Linked DNA regions of Homo sapiens: all the other regions are linked to region 1. A link is an interaction called in ENCODE POLR2A ChIA-PET data of the cell type or tissue named here. Cell type or tissue: MCF 10A. All regions are shown on one strand. Region 1 overlaps SIK3 (SIK family kinase 3). Region 2 overlaps SIK3 (SIK family kinase 3). Region 3 overlaps SIK3 (SIK family kinase 3).

Region 1 (5,000 bases):
TTATATAAAAATATTTACCCATTTTTTTCAACTACTTTTATGGTTTTGTTTTTAAATGTAAATCTTTGCTTCATGTGAAATGCATTTTGATATAAACCAAATGAGATAGGGGATGAGTTGTAGAATTTATTAGAGTTGTAAATTTACATTTATTTTTGTGATTATTAATGGCTTATTCCTACTTGACTGTAAGTCTCATGAGGGCAATGTATTGTGTTGTTTTGTTTTTCCCTTGCTCTTATTTTCAGTGTCTAGCACAATGCTTGCCTTGTAATACACCCTCCATTTATTGAATAAATGAGTCTAGGTTTTTCTCCAGGTCTCTAGCTTCTCCTGACACAATTAATTGCATAATTGCTCTTTTCCTTCTTGATTTAAAAAGCAACACTATCATTTACAAAACTCCAATAGATACTTAGGTACATTTCTGAATTCTAATCCATTGAGTGTGCTGTCTTTTCTTGCTTTGATACTGTACAGCTTTAATTATGATAGCTTTATACAACTTAAAGTATATTTGGGAGGCCAGCTTTAAGCACTCTTAAATATATTATACCACAGTTTGGGAAGCTCTATAATCTCCTTTATTAAACTTTTTGCTATACCTTTGGAAACATTCATTTAACTTAACAATTAAACACTTAATCCATTCTGAAAGTCAGCCTGCAAAGCAGAAATGATTTTTGGGGTGTTATTTGGTGTAAAGAGTTTTTTTTTTTTTAGGATATCATACTTAATTCTGGCATGACCTCTTTAGTGTCTTTTAAAAAACTCTCATTTTATAACTTTGGGCATTTCTAGAAAAGCAACATTTTTCTCACAGTTTTCTAATGCAAAATACACAGAGGGGTAGGTGGCAGAAAAGGTATCGAGATGATTGTGTTGGCACCCCACTGATGTCGAAGCAGATAGTGGAAAAGACATTACTTAAAAGTGTTTTGCAGATTTCGGGTTAAATTAAAAATATGACAATTTTAATTTAATTTAATTAAAAATATGACAATTCTCAGGCCGGGTGTGGTGGCTCACGCCTATAATCCCAGCACTTTGGGAGGCCAAGGCGGGCGGATTGCCTGAGGTCAGGAGTTTGAGACCAGTCTGGCCAACATGGTGAAACCCCATCTCTACTAAAAATACAAAAAAATTAGCTGGGCCTGTAATCCCAGCTACTTGGGAGGCTGAGGCAGGAGACTTGCTTAACCAGGGAGGTGGAGGTTGCAGTGAGCCAAGATCATGCCACTGCACTACAGCTGGGTGACAAAGCAAGACTCCGTCTCAAAAAAAAAAAAAAAAAAAAGGTGTTATGCAGATTTCAGTTTAGCCACCTTGATCCTCCCACCTTGTGCATGACACGTTACCTTCCTGTGGCATGCAGTATTTGACTGATTCATTGGATGTGACTTGCATTAAGTTCAGATAACATTGCTGAATAATCACTTTCTTATTCTTTAGTGTAGCCTCCTTTCTCTGTAGAACATCAGAAATTCTTAAACTCTGAAATACAGCATTCTCTTGGGATTTTCTGTAATGTCTTTCTCATGTAGGAACCAACTTCAGGGTCTTGTGAGCATCAGAGAAGTTTAAGGTCTAGGGAACTGAGCTAATGGAACAAGGCATGCCTAATGTGATAAAATCCTTGCTTTCTTTGCAATTGAAATTGTTTATTCTAAATAACTGCTAATTTACAAATGTATTTTCACATGATTACCCATTCTGTTCTCAAAGAGCATAATAGGGGTTTTGTGACTTTCAGACTTTCCTGAAAAAGCCTAACCGTGGATTTTAGAATTATTAAGCTAGAAAAATACACACATACACACACAGGTTTGTTTGGGACCCTTAGTCTCCACCCTGGAATTAAGTGACACTGAAAATAACTCTGGAATAAAAGGTTTTTATGTAGCAGAATAGTTGACTTACAGGGGTTCTTCCCTTTGCACATTTTCTCTGGGTAGAAAATGAGCTTGTTTTTCTTTTAGTTGTATTACAATTTTTTTTTTCCTCAATGCTAGTCTTAACTGAGAGATTTTTAGGCAGTTAACTCTCCCAGCACAGCAATAAGCAGCTTATTAGTAGATATTATCTCTTGTTGATTTGTTACCCTTGAGATTTACTGTGCTTGCAAAACACCTGTCTGTATTTGAGCTTTGCTAGGTAGTTGGCTTTTGTGTTTGACTGAAGATTTTTTCCAAAGAAAGCAAATAGCTATTAGGAAAAGAAAGAGTCAGCAAATTTCTGTATGCTTTCATGGAAGAGATTTCCCAATTAGAAAGCTTTTGTAGGCTTAACCTTTTGCCCTAAAGTAACCCAACATTTCATTATGTATTCCATTGAGGTTTTGGAGCTCGGCACCAGAAAGCGAGGACCAAGGTTGAATGTGAAAGGAATATTCAGAGGATGAAGCTCATAGTCAACAAAGTGCTGCTTCATAGGCTAGGTCCAAAAATAACCTGCTTGCCATAGGGAGCAAGAATGGAGGTAGCATTAGCTGCTGTTTTGAGCAGTGTTTCATGTCCTGTCATGTCATTCCAGAATGGTTTTTTGGTTTTGTTTAGAGACAGGGTCTTGCTCTGTTGACCAGGCCAGAGTGCAGTGTGGTGTGATTGTAGCTCACAGTCACCTCAAACTCCTGGGCTCAAGTGATCCTCCCATCTCAGTTTCCTGAATAGCTAGGACTACAGACACACACCATTGCACTTGGCTAGTGGTTTTATTTTTAGTATAGACAGTGTCTCGGTTTGTTGCCTAGGCTGGTCTCAAACTCCTGGCCTGAAGCAGTTATCCTACCTTGGCCTTCCAAAGCACTGGAATTATAGGCATGAGCAGCCACACCTGGTCTCATTCCAGAATAATTAAAATTATGTTTAAGGCAGCCGGGTGCAGTGGCTCATGCCTGTAATCTCAGTACTTTGGGAGGCCGAGGCGGGTGGATCATGAGGTCAGGAGTTCAAGACCAGCCTGGCCAATATGGTGAAACCCCGTCTCTACTAAAAATACAAAATAAAAATACAAAAATTAGCCGGGTATGGTAATTAGCGGGTGCCTGTAATCCCAGCTACTTGGGAGTCTGAGGCAGAGAATTGCTTGAACCCGGGAGGTGGAGGTTGCAGTGAGCCAAGATCGCGCCACTGCACTGCAGCCTGGGTGACAGAGTGAGACTCCATCTCGAAAAAAAAAAAATTGTGTTTAAGGCAATATCATTTAAAATTTTATTTTGGGAGAATGTTGCCTTGGTAAATTGGTAAATAACAGTTGTTCTGAAAGGTTTCGGAAGAATGCCTTTCTGCTAAATTGAAGAAATTAACATAATTTACTCTTCTGTAAATAGGGGGATGGTCTGCATTGTGCTCATTTAATCATTGGAGTTCAAATTAATGATTTGCTGGGGTCCTGTGGTGAATCTTGAGTGATTAAGAGGGAGAACTCAGTCCTTGGTTCAGAAAAGTTAGCATTGGAATGGATCCTCAACAGGCCCTGAAGGTAGGAAGTGTTCTGATTTAGAGAGCTCTTCCAAGGCTTGTGATGGAACCCTGCAACGGTAAGTTTTACGAGTATCAGTAACTGGCCGGGTGCAGTGGCTCACACCTGTAATCCCAGCACTTTGGGAGGCTGTGGTGGGTGGATCACCTAAGATCAGGAGTTGGAGACCAGCCTGGCCAACATGGTGAAACCCCGTCTCTACTAAATATGCAAAAATTAGCCAGCCATGGTGGCAGGCGCCTGTAATCCCAGCTACTAGAGAGGCTGAGGCAGGAGAATTGCTTGAACCCAGGAGGTGGAGGTTGCAGTGAGCCGAGATCGTGCATTGCACTCCAGCCTGGGCAACAAGAGCAAAAAACTGTCTCAAAAAAAAAAAAAAAAAAAAAAAAAAGCCAGGCTTGGTGGCTCACGCCTATAATCCCAGCACTTTGGGAGCCAATGTGGGCAGATCATAAGGTCAGGAGATCGAGACCATCTTGGCTAACACTGTGAAACCCCATCTCTACTAAAAATAAAAAAAAAATTAGCCAGGTGTGGTGGCGGGCACCTGTAGTCCCAGCTCCTTGGGAGGCTGAAGCAGGAGAATGGCGTGAACCTGGGAGGCGGAGCTTGCAGTGAGCCGAGATCGTGCCACTGCACTCCAGCCTGGGCAGCAGAGCTGAGATTCCTCAAAAAAAAAAAAAAAGAAAAAAAAATAATCAATAACATAGAATGTGGATATACATAGCACATAGATACGTATAGCAAGTCAGGAAGTTTGCCTAGAAGGAATAAATTAACTCTTGTTACTTGGTGAGATCATGGAAGGGAATGTAATTTGTTTTAGGTGGTGGTAATTGTGAGTTTGAGGCTGGCCCAGGAAATGAGTTGTCAGATATGCTGTCATCCTCATTAATGGTTCAGCTTATTTCTCAGGTTTATAGTTGTATGAGGAGATGCTATGCCTACCCCATTTAGGGAACTATTAGGTTCAAAATCATAAAAGCTAAAGAAGAGTGAAATACAGTGAAAAGTATCCTGTTCACACATACCCCATGATCATCCAGATTTCCCTTCCCAGGGGCAGTTGATATTATCTGTGTCTTATATGTCTTGAGATAGTTTATGTGTATAGAAGTAAATGTAAATATCTACTACTTATTTCCTCTTTTAACACAAATTATAGTAAATAATATACAATAGTCTGCATCTTACTTTTTTCACTCTCGTATCTAATGTTAAAAAAGCTACGTGGTATTCCAATGAAAGGATGTATTATATATATTTTTTAGATATTTCATTTGAGTTGTTTTTTTTTTTTGTTTTGAGACGGAGTCTCTCTCTGTCACCCAGGCTGGAGTGCAATGGCGCGATCTTGACTCACTGCAACCTCCACCTCCCTGGTTCAAGCAATTTCCCTGCCTCAGTCCCCTCAGTAGCTGGGATTACAGGCTCATGCCACCACACCTGGCTAATTTTTTTTTGTATTTTTAGTAGAGACAGGGTTTCACCATGTTGGCTAGACTGGTCCCAAACTCCTG
Region 2 (5,000 bases), 92 kb after region 1:
CTCCCCCTGTGTTTTAGTTTGTTGCTGTGCTAGTTTTATTGCATATTTTCTCTCCTAAAAATAGATGGTCTTTATCTAAAGCGTAGTTTTTATAAATATTTGCATCTCAAGTAAATTTTTTCCTACCACATGGATTTCATGTGGTGAGTTCCATGAAAGCAGGTTGTGTTAAGAGGGCATTCTCCTAGTACCTGTTTATTCTTTTCCATACCTCTGCCCCAAGGATCTTGTTTACTGATGTCAGAATACTGGCAGTTTGAGTAGTACTCTTGAAGAGTTATTTTTGTATTTATTTCTGCTGGATTGAAGGAGGTAGATGTTGTACTCATTATCTCTCAGAACATCTATTCAATCCTAACCCCCAAAATATACCTTAGAAACAGGCTCTCTGTGTTTTTTTTTTTTTTTTTAATCTTTTATGAAGACATACAATACACACATTTCTCTTAGATGCTGGCCAGGAATTTGTTTGAACAAATTGAAATGGCAAGTTTTAACCCTAATTTGAATAGAGTTCCAGAAAATGAAGTTAGGGCAGAGGTTGGTGAGGGGTCATATTGGAGTGTCACTGAGCTAGTACCAATTTGTTTGTTTGTTTTGTGGTAAAATGCACATAATATAAAACTTAGCATTGTAACCATTTTTAAGTGTACGGTTCACTAGTGTTAAGTACACTTGTATAGTTGTGCAATCAATCTCCAGGACTCTTTTCATCTTGCAAAACTGAAACTCTGTACCCATTAAGTAACAACTCCTCATTTCCCCTTCCCTCCAGCCTCTGGCACCACCATTCTGCTTTCTGTTTCTATGAGTTTGAGCCAGTATTTGTTTAGCTTTTTCATTTTTGTCTTGAGAACTTGACCTTCTTTATGACAGCTAAATGGATGTTGAACATGAAGAGGAGAGTAATCCAGTAAAACTGGTAGCCACTCTTCATGATCCATGAGTGTTGGTAGTTGCCAACCCCGAAATTAGAGTATCAGTCAGTCTTCTGTAATGCAGTTTGGAAATTGCTATTCCTTGTGTTTGAGGATGATGACAATAGCTAGTGACTAACACTTACTTGGTACTTATTACATGCCTGAGGTTAGAGGAAAGACCTGCTTCTGGGAAGAAAGAGTAAAGGAAAGATTGGGTGCATGACAATGTATAGATACATAAAGGAAGTTCTTGTCTGTTTTCTCTGTTAAGCTCAAAGCTAAGTCATCTGTTGAAAGTTAGGGGGCTCAGGTTGGTTAGGAGGTTTAAATAAAGTGACAGATGTTTGCAATTACCAGGAAATGGGATAGAGACTCATCAGGGAAAGTAGAATAATACTAACAGTATTAGTGGTAATAATAACAACAACAAGAACAGCTAATAATGACTAGTTATCTGTTCTATGCCAGCTACATTTTATGTTGTAATCTTTATAGCAACCTTATTAAAGTAGTTGTTATTACAGGTAAGAGACTAAGTTGCAGAGTTAGGATGCCAGTGTCACTCTGCTGCCCCAAGCCCAGGTGTTCTTTCCTTTTTCTGCACTGTTAATGGCATTGGGAGTGTCTGCCTGACACTACAAACCAGAAGTTTAGAGTATAATTTTTAGAAATTGTTCTTCAGAGAAAGGAGGAAGAGTGGGCTGAAGTAAACGCTATATGTCTAAAATATCACAATTATGTTGACTTTTTTTTGCCACCAGAATGATTGATGCCCTTGATGGGTCATTTCACTAAATAAAGTGAGTTACCACAGCCCAGTAGAAACCCAGATCTGGTTGTGTGACCTTAATAGAGGTATCTGAAATTATAAATTGATTTTCTTCCAATAGCCCGCATCTGAAATAACTGGATTGAGGTTCATGTCAGTAAATTCTTCAATTTCTATGTAGGGAAAAATGAGGACCTTTTTGTTTGTAATTATTCTATTTATTGAACAGTTATTAGTTGTACTTCTAATCTGTACTAGAAGACTATATTACAAAGTGTTTATTTTCCCTAAACAATGGCTTCTCTTGATTCGTGTTCATTATTGCCCTAAATAAATTGAAATTTAGAAAAAGAAAAACCCAGTTTTCTTAGTATCATACATGCAAGCTTAAGTTTTCTTATTTGTTTGTTTTTATTTGACATACATGAAGGTTATTTCCAAAGATACAAATGGAGGCCAAAACAGTTTGACATAAAGCAGACCAAAACAGATTGAATTATACTGTACCTCTACACTGACTAGCATTTTGATGTCTAGATGGATAAGTAAGCATAGTGCTAATTTACAAGCGCAAACTCAACTAGTAAGATTAACTAATTTCTAGGCTGTAATGAATTTATATAAATATTCTTGTTATTCAGATGGGAAACCTCATAACTGTGCTGTAGATTAGACTTGCATTGCCTAAAACTGGAGAATGTAACTTTTTTTGTTTTTTTGACAAACCCACAGCCAGCATCATAGAGAATGTAACTTTGCCTCCCAAATCTGTGTATGTCAGATCACTTATAATTGGAGCTGCACAGTTCCCTCTTCTAGGTTTGACTCTTTAAACTTGGTAACATCTCATTAGGCTAAATGAATTCTCCATGCCCTATTGTCTGTCTTGCTATGTTGCCTAACACTTTGATTTTAACATTAGGAAAACAACTACCAATAAACATGAGATAAAACACAAAATAGATGAATACCACTAGCTTGGTAATATAAACCATTATATAACAGGGATTTGCTGCAGACTCTTTTCACACATAGAAAACTTTTCCAAAAGACATTTTTGAAGTTTCGCTATGAAGAAAGTTTGCCAGTGACTGAAAGAACCTTTTGTAGGTCCCTATTTGGGAGTGCGGTAACTGGTGCTTCTGGACTCTATACACAGAGATCCAAGGCTAGGAAAATATCTCAGGGTAAAGCTATCTAAGTTTTGTATCCAAAAGCTATTAATTTCTTCAGTTATGAGAAGAAACCACAAATTGCGTAATGGCCTTGGTATTTTGTTGGTATGGAGAGAAGGATGATCTCAGAAGACTTGTAGGCCTGTCTTGGGGTGTCTGTGGTGTGTGTGTGTGTTGCTTTTTTTCCAACTTATAAAAAAACTCAACAATCAATCTTAGCCACGTTTTTGAAACCGTAGATATTCTAAGTTAGCAAATCCAAATCAGTACACGAAACAACCATTTTTGCCAGCACCAAATGCATACTTTGCTGAGCTTTCGTATCTGGGCTCCAGAGTTTATTCATAGCAAATTCTGACATCTGCTAAGTTCTATTATGACCCAGAGGGGAGCGAAGTGAAGTAGGATGAAGAATCTGGAAACGCATGCTGCTTATAGGGTAAATTGCATTGAGGAATTTGCATCCATGTAGCCTTTCCCCTTATGGACCACTGTGACGTTTAGTAGGCTGAGCTAAAAGGTCATATTGCTCAAGATGAATAACAATAAATGGTTTGTTCAGTGACTTGTTAAGCCTACTGCCAGTGCCTACTAATAGCCAAAATAGCTATTTCTCTTCTGGGATATATGAGTTTGGCTGTCATCTTTTTGGGAATATGGTAATTTGTAGCCATCACTTTCAGTGTGGTGGGGAGATCTAACATTTAAAAGTTCTTATCCCAGTGGTTTACAGATCCCTTTTCCCCCACAAACCGCTGCTGCTTCTTTTGAACCTTGAATGCTACCATGGTTTAATTTTTTTTTTTTTTTTTTTTTTGAGTCAGGGTCTTGCTCTGTCACCCAGGCTGGAGTGCAGTGGCATGATCATGACTCACTGCAGCCCCAGCCGCCTGGACTCAAGTGCTCCTCCTGCCTCAGCCACCCAAGTAGCTGGGACTACAGGCGTGTGCCACCACACCTGGCTAATTTTTAGATGGGATTTCGCATGTTGCCCAGGCTGGTCAAGCAGTTCTCCCACCTTGGCCTCCCAAAGTGCTGGGATTACAGGTGTGAGCCCTCATGCCCGGCCTTCCTTTGCTTTGCTTTTCTTCAGTTGTGGTTCAGTTCTAGACCATGTTTACAGTAGATACAGGGGCACAGCTCCCAATAGTGTTTAAAACATGTGAAGTATCGGGGCAGAAGTTAGCACCTCTAATAAGTTTAAATTCCCTCGGATTTGCTTTATAGGAAGTATGTTAAGAACATTTTCCAGAGCATTTTCATTCAACTGATATATTTTACATAGCTGCCTTATTAAAATACAGATGTATTCTTGAAATTATTGACCAATTTTTTTTTTTGAGATAGTCTTGCTGTGTCGCCCAGGCTGGAGTGCAGTGGCACAATCTCGGCTCACTGCAACTTCTGCCTCCTGGGTTCAAGCGATTCTCTTGCCTCAGTTTCCCGAGTAGCTGGGATTACAGGCGCCCTCCAACATGCCTGGCTAATTTTTGTATTTTTAGTAGAGATGGGTTTGGCATGTTGTCCAGGCTTGTCTCGAACTCCTGACCTCAAGTGATCCATCCACCTCAGCCTTCCAAAGTGCTGGGATTACAGGTGTGAGCTACCATGCCTGGCCGATCAATTTTTTTTTTTTTTTTTGAGACAGAGTCTCGCTCTGTCGCCCAGGCTGGTGTGCAGTGGCCGAATCTTGGCTCACTGCAAGCTCCGCCTCCCGGGTTTATGCCATTCTCCTGCCTCAGCCTCCCGAGTAGCTGGGACTACAGGTGCCTGCCACCACGCCCGGCTAATTTTTTATATTTCAATTTTTAAGAAATGAAATAAGATGAATGATGAGTAATTCCTTTTTCAGTAATATAGTAGATTAGATATTCAGAGAAATCCCCTCGGGTCAGAAATTTTTTTTTTTTTTTTTTTTTTTTTTGAGACGGAGTCTCGTACCGTCACCCAGGCTGGAGTGCAGTGGTGTGATCTGAGCTCACTGCCACCTCCGCCTCCTGGGTTCAAGCGATTATCCTGCTTCAACCTCCTGAGTAACTGGGACTACAGGTGTGTGCCACCATGCTCAGCTAATTTTTGCATTTTTAATAGAGATGGTTTTCACCATGTTGGCCTTGATGTCTTGACCTTGTGATC
Region 3 (5,000 bases), 66 kb after region 1:
TTTTAACTTAGTTTTTCAAAAAAATACACTTCGTTTATTGATAATCCCAGTTTGGTATACAAAGTTTTTTTATGTTTTTTTGAAATGGAGTTTCACTCTTGACGCCCAGGCTAGAGTGCAGTGGCACAGGCTTGGCTCACTGCAACCCCTGCCTCCTGGGTTCAAGTGGGTCCCAGCCTATCTAGGATTATAGGCGTGTGGCACCATGCCCTGGTGATTTTTTGTACTTTTAGTGGAGACGAGGTTTCACCATGTTGGCCAGGCTGGTCTCGAGCTCCTGACCTCAGGTGATTTGCCCACTTTGGCCTCCCAAAGTGGTGGGATTACAGGCGTGAGCCACTGTGCCTGACCTTATACAAAGTTTTAAATAACATGGCCTTCTGACTTTAACTTAGAAACCAAAGAGTGGTAGGAGTAGGGGGAAGGTATTAAATAACAGAAACTATCTTTGGTGATTAAAAAGTTGGGTACCTACTATTCTAATAACTTTTAAGGGCTCTTCTGTAGGTTAGTGTAAAAGTAATTGTGGTTTTTGCCATTAAAAGTAATGGCAAATGGCGGGCGCTTGTAGTCCCAGCTACTCGGGAGGCTGAGGCAGGATAATGGTGTGAACCCGGGAGGCAGAGCTTGCAGTGAGCCGAGATCACGCCGCTGCACTCCAGCCTGGGCAACAGAGCGAGACTCTGTCTCAAAAAAAAAAAAAAAAAAAAGCAGTAATGGCAAAAAAAAAAACCCTAAGAATTTCAATATATTATGAGTCAGTGAAAATATAGTATTTGTTGTTTTGTTTCCCTAAGTGCCCAATTGAGAGATCTGGACAATTACTATTATAGAGATTGTGAGGATGGACAGAGAACCTTTTGTTGACTGAGGTAGTCAAAGAAGGAAGGCTACCAGGGTGAGCTAGGATTGAGCAGTGAGAAGGATTGTTTCTATGTATGGAGAAAAATGGGAAAGAGGGAATTGTGGACAGAGCAGTGTAAGCAAGGATACGGAAATAGCAAAGTACAGGTCATTTTTAGGGACAGAAGATGAATCAGTTTAGCATTAGAAGATGATGAAAAAGTAGTCTGAAGTTAAAGTATGGAAAGCCTTCTTCAAACATAAGGTCAAATACAGCTTTGGAAAAGTTAACAGTTACAAGTATGATGGTGTAATGAAGATTCTAGTTCTTCTGTAAGCCAAGCAGGGGCCATTGGCTTTAGGATGCCCTCTATGCTCCAATATAATGGTGCTGCCTGGCATCATTGAAAACATTAAAAAAACTTTTCTAAAAAGTATTTGAGGACTGGGCATGGTGGCTCATGCCTATAATCCCAACACTTTGGAAGGCTGAGATGAGAGAATTGCTTGAGTCCGGGAATTCGAGACCAGCCTGCAACATAGGGAGACCCTGCCTCTACAAAGAAATAAAAATAATTAGCCAGGTGTGGGGGTACATGCGTGTAGTCCCAGCTACTTGGGAGGCTGGGAGGATCACTTGAGCTTGGGAGATGAAGGCTGCAGTGAGCTGTGATCATGTCATTGCACTCCAGTCAGTGATAGAGTGAGATCCTGTTTCTGAAAATAAAAAGTGTTTAGGGGATAACCAGATTGGGCTTGTATTGATAGCCAGACCGCCAAGCAGGAAACTTTATGTATTTATTTTTTAAGAGTTGGAGTCTCTTTCTCTCTATTGCGTAGGCTGGAGTGCCACAGTCGTTGGGACTACAGGTACTGCCACCATGCCTAATTAAAAAAAATTAAAAGATGGGGTCTTGCTGTGTTGTCCAGGCTGGTCTTGAACTCCTGGTCTCAAGCAGTCCTTCTGCCTCAGCTCCCCAAGCTCCCAAGGGAGTATAGGCGTGAGTCACCATGCCTGGCCAGAAACCTTATTTTGTGGTAGTTGTTCAGCTATACCTTGCAGAATTTTTTATGTGAATCCTCAGTAAATCCCAAACAGCTTCTCTCAGTACTAACACATGGCTGATAAATGGTACTGAATTCTTTGTAAATCTCACCAATCTCAACAGAATTTCTGGTTCGGGGTAAAAAAAAAAATTTCCGTTTAATTTCTGTAGAAAATAACCACTCAGAATCCACTCTCTGTTATGTGTAACAATGGACAGAAATTTTACTGTTGTTGGTACAAAACAATGACTCATCCCAAATCATCTCTTGGAATTAAGAATGTAATCGTAATACACTCATACTCATATGTACGTGCTCAGACAGTCCCTTTCTGCCTTTCTTTTTATTACCCCTTCTCACTCCGCTGTGGTTTAGCTTGACTAATCTATTTGCAGCACATCAGCATCCTTAATGCAGAAAGTTTGCAGCTTCTGTTTACAGGGGGAAAAAAAAAGGAGTGTGGAGATTGCAGATTTCATCTCTTTTTTCTTCTTTTAAAATTTATAATTTCCTTTTTTCAGGAGGAGGGTGATTATTTTCGTTTTTGTTTGAGACAGGGTCTCACGCTGTCCCCCAGGCTGTAGTGCAGTGGCGCAATCTTGGCTCACTGCAACCTCTGCCTCCCATGCTCAAGCGATCCTCCCACGTCAGCCTCCTGAGTAGCTGGGACTACAGGCATGCGCCATCACACCCAGCTGATTTTTGTAGCTTTTGGAGAGACAGGATCTGTCCATGTTGGCCAGGCTGGTCTCGAACTTCAGAGCTCCAGTGACCCAGCCACCTCGGCCTTCCAAAGTGCTGGGATTACAGGTATGAGCCACCGTGCCTGGCCTACATTTTGTCTCTGACATTTCTCAATCTAAAGTATATGTATATGTACATTTATACATATGTTATTTACATATATTTTTTTCTTTAAAAAATTATTTTTTGGTGGACTGAGTCGCTTTAATTAAGACTCAGTCATTTTAATGAAGTGGGGTTATTTACTTTGACCTTCCTCCCCAGGAAATAGCACTTAAATACTTAAAGGAAAAATTAAAGAGGACCAAGGCCATGGTGGCAGGGACTGGGAGCATGGTGGCCATACAGCCTGATAAGCCAGCAGAGAAGAGTCCCACAGTAAACTGACACAACCCTGGTGATGTAGGTGGTTTAGGCACAGAAAAAAGGAAAGTCAGATTTGAGTACCCTCAGCAGGCCTTGTACTGGTCACCCCCAATACCCATGAGAACACAGCATCCTAGTCCTCCCTGGCTTATCGGTGCTCTCCACATGGGGGATACCTGTCACAGCTTTTATTCCAGGACTGGGGAAGTCACACTTTTCTGCCCACCCCACCCATTGTTTTGCAGAGAAGAATCTCTAAAACCTTCATTACTCATGCTGAAAGTGCTATAGGTATTTGGAATGGGAGAATGGGAAAGAGTAAATTCTGAATGCATTGGAGCCTTAATTTGCTGCCCTTTCTTTCCTTCCCTCTCTCATCTTCATGAAGGAGGGCCCATTGTGAATAAGGAAGAGGGGAAGCCTGTCTGGGAGAGGCTTTTTGGGTACTGGGCTTCCCAGGAAGAAGCCACTTCCCACCGTCCCCTTGATGATCATGTGACCCTTTTCTCCATGCAGCCAGAATCAGCTTCTTTGGGGATGAACTGGTAATAGATGTTGTCGTTAGTGTTATTTTTAAATTTTTAGATATTTTTTTCCAGATGCATCTTCAAAATGTAGGCTTTGGAGGTTGATAAGGTTTTGTGGGATTGGTAAGTGTTAATCTAGAAGTTGGGCAGTAAACAAGAATAGTACCTTATCAGCATTAAAACAAAGCATCTGAAAGAAATGTTTTTGAGGAGTAGTTGAATATTTAGTTGGTTAAAAATTTAGACTCAGAAAATTTTCAGGAAGGTGATAAAGATTCACTAATCATTAAGTAGGGAATCTCTTAAAGGTTTTATATTGATTTGATACATTAGAGAATGCTATAATAATAGTGTACTTTGATTGGTGGCCTATAAAGTAATTGTGCCTTTTATGGTATTTATGAATTGGTTATATTTTAAACAATAAATCTTGACTTTTGCGTCAGAGTTTCTCTGTTTTGTTTTTTGTTTTTTTTTTTGAGACCTGCTTTGTCACCCAGGCTGGAGTGCAGCAGTGCTGTCATTGCTAACTGCAGCCTCAACCTCCTGGGCTCAAGTGATACTCCTGCATCAGCTTCCTGAGTAGCTGAGAGCACAGGTGCGTGCCACCATTCCCAGTGCCTCACTTTAGGCTAAGTTTTTCATTTTTTGTAGAGACAGGGTCTTGCTTTGTTGCCCAGGCTGGTCTCGAACTCCTGGGCTCAAGCAATCTTCCCTCCTTGGCCTCCCAAAGTGCTGGGATTACAGGCATGAGCTATCATGCCTGGCCCTGCATCATAGATTTTTTTTTTTTTTTTTTTGAGACAGTGTCTCACTCTGTCGCCCAGGCTGGAGTGCAGTGGTACAATCTCGCTCACTGCAACCTCTGCCTCCTGGGTTCAAGTGATCTCCTGCCTCAGCCCCCCAAGTAGCTGGGATTACAGGCGCACACCACTACACCTGGCTGATTTTTGTACTTTTAGTAGAGATGGGGTTTCGCCATGTTGGTCAGGCTGGTCTTGATCTCCTGACTTCAGGTGATCCACCTGCCTCGGCCTCCCAAAGTGCTGGAATTAGAGGTGTGAGCCACCGCACCTGGCTACATCATAGTTTCTTAAAATCACCAACTGTTATCTATGTTTTCCTATTTTAATTAGTCTAATTTTTAATAATTTATTTCTGGGTTAGTTTCTGTACTTTTGGTAGAATTGCAGACTCACAACAGGCTTCAGGAAAGTAATTTTACCAAATGCAAGGCTATTTGCAATTTAGTTTTCTGATTCAGAAGCCATAACTCTGTGCTGGATTTGATTATTCATTATTTAACCAAACATTTTTCAAATGCCTTCCTTATTTTCTGTCTTAACTGCGTAGAATTAAGCCCATTTCCAAAAGGATTTTGAGGTAATTCTGGAGTTTGAGATTAATATTTTTAAAAAGAAACCAGAGTTCATTTTCTGCAGAGAAAGCTTTTAATCAAATATACATATAGTA

The links. Peaks named below come from ENCODE experiments on the same cell type or tissue, not always from the same donor. Only the 100,000 strongest peaks of a DNase experiment are listed, where the experiment ranks them.
Region 2: POLR2A ChIA-PET joins it to region 1 with 12 read pairs; 8 of 35 experiments call an interaction of 5 or more read pairs at or near these places.
Region 3: POLR2A ChIA-PET joins it to region 1 with 17 read pairs; 10 of 35 experiments call an interaction of 5 or more read pairs at or near these places.

What each region holds. Positions count from the first base shown.
Region 1 is chr11:117,074,712-117,079,711 of GRCh38, reverse strand. All of the region lies in intron 1 of SIK3 (SIK family kinase 3), which reads left to right. It overlaps LOC124902763 (a long non-coding RNA gene), which reads left to right. Exons shown (of 2, transcript XR_007062899.1): 2 at 1-3,319. Among named protein-coding and RNA genes, the nearest start is that of SIK3, 21 kb to the left of the region's middle. In MCF 10A, no CTCF peak of the experiment used is centred here; no DNase peak of the experiment used is centred here.
Region 2 is chr11:116,982,732-116,987,731 of GRCh38, reverse strand. The region is part of intron 1 of SIK3 (SIK family kinase 3); the gene reads left to right. Among named protein-coding and RNA genes, the nearest start is that of SIK3, 110 kb to the left of the region's middle. In MCF 10A, no CTCF peak of the experiment used is centred here; DNase peaks (open chromatin) are centred at 751, 991 and 2,951.
Region 3 is chr11:117,008,560-117,013,559 of GRCh38, reverse strand. The region is part of intron 1 of SIK3 (SIK family kinase 3); the gene reads left to right. Among named protein-coding and RNA genes, the nearest start is that of SIK3, 87 kb to the left of the region's middle. RefSeq lists an enhancer at 2,069-2,721. In MCF 10A, no CTCF peak of the experiment used is centred here; DNase peaks (open chromatin) are centred at 1,859 and 2,209.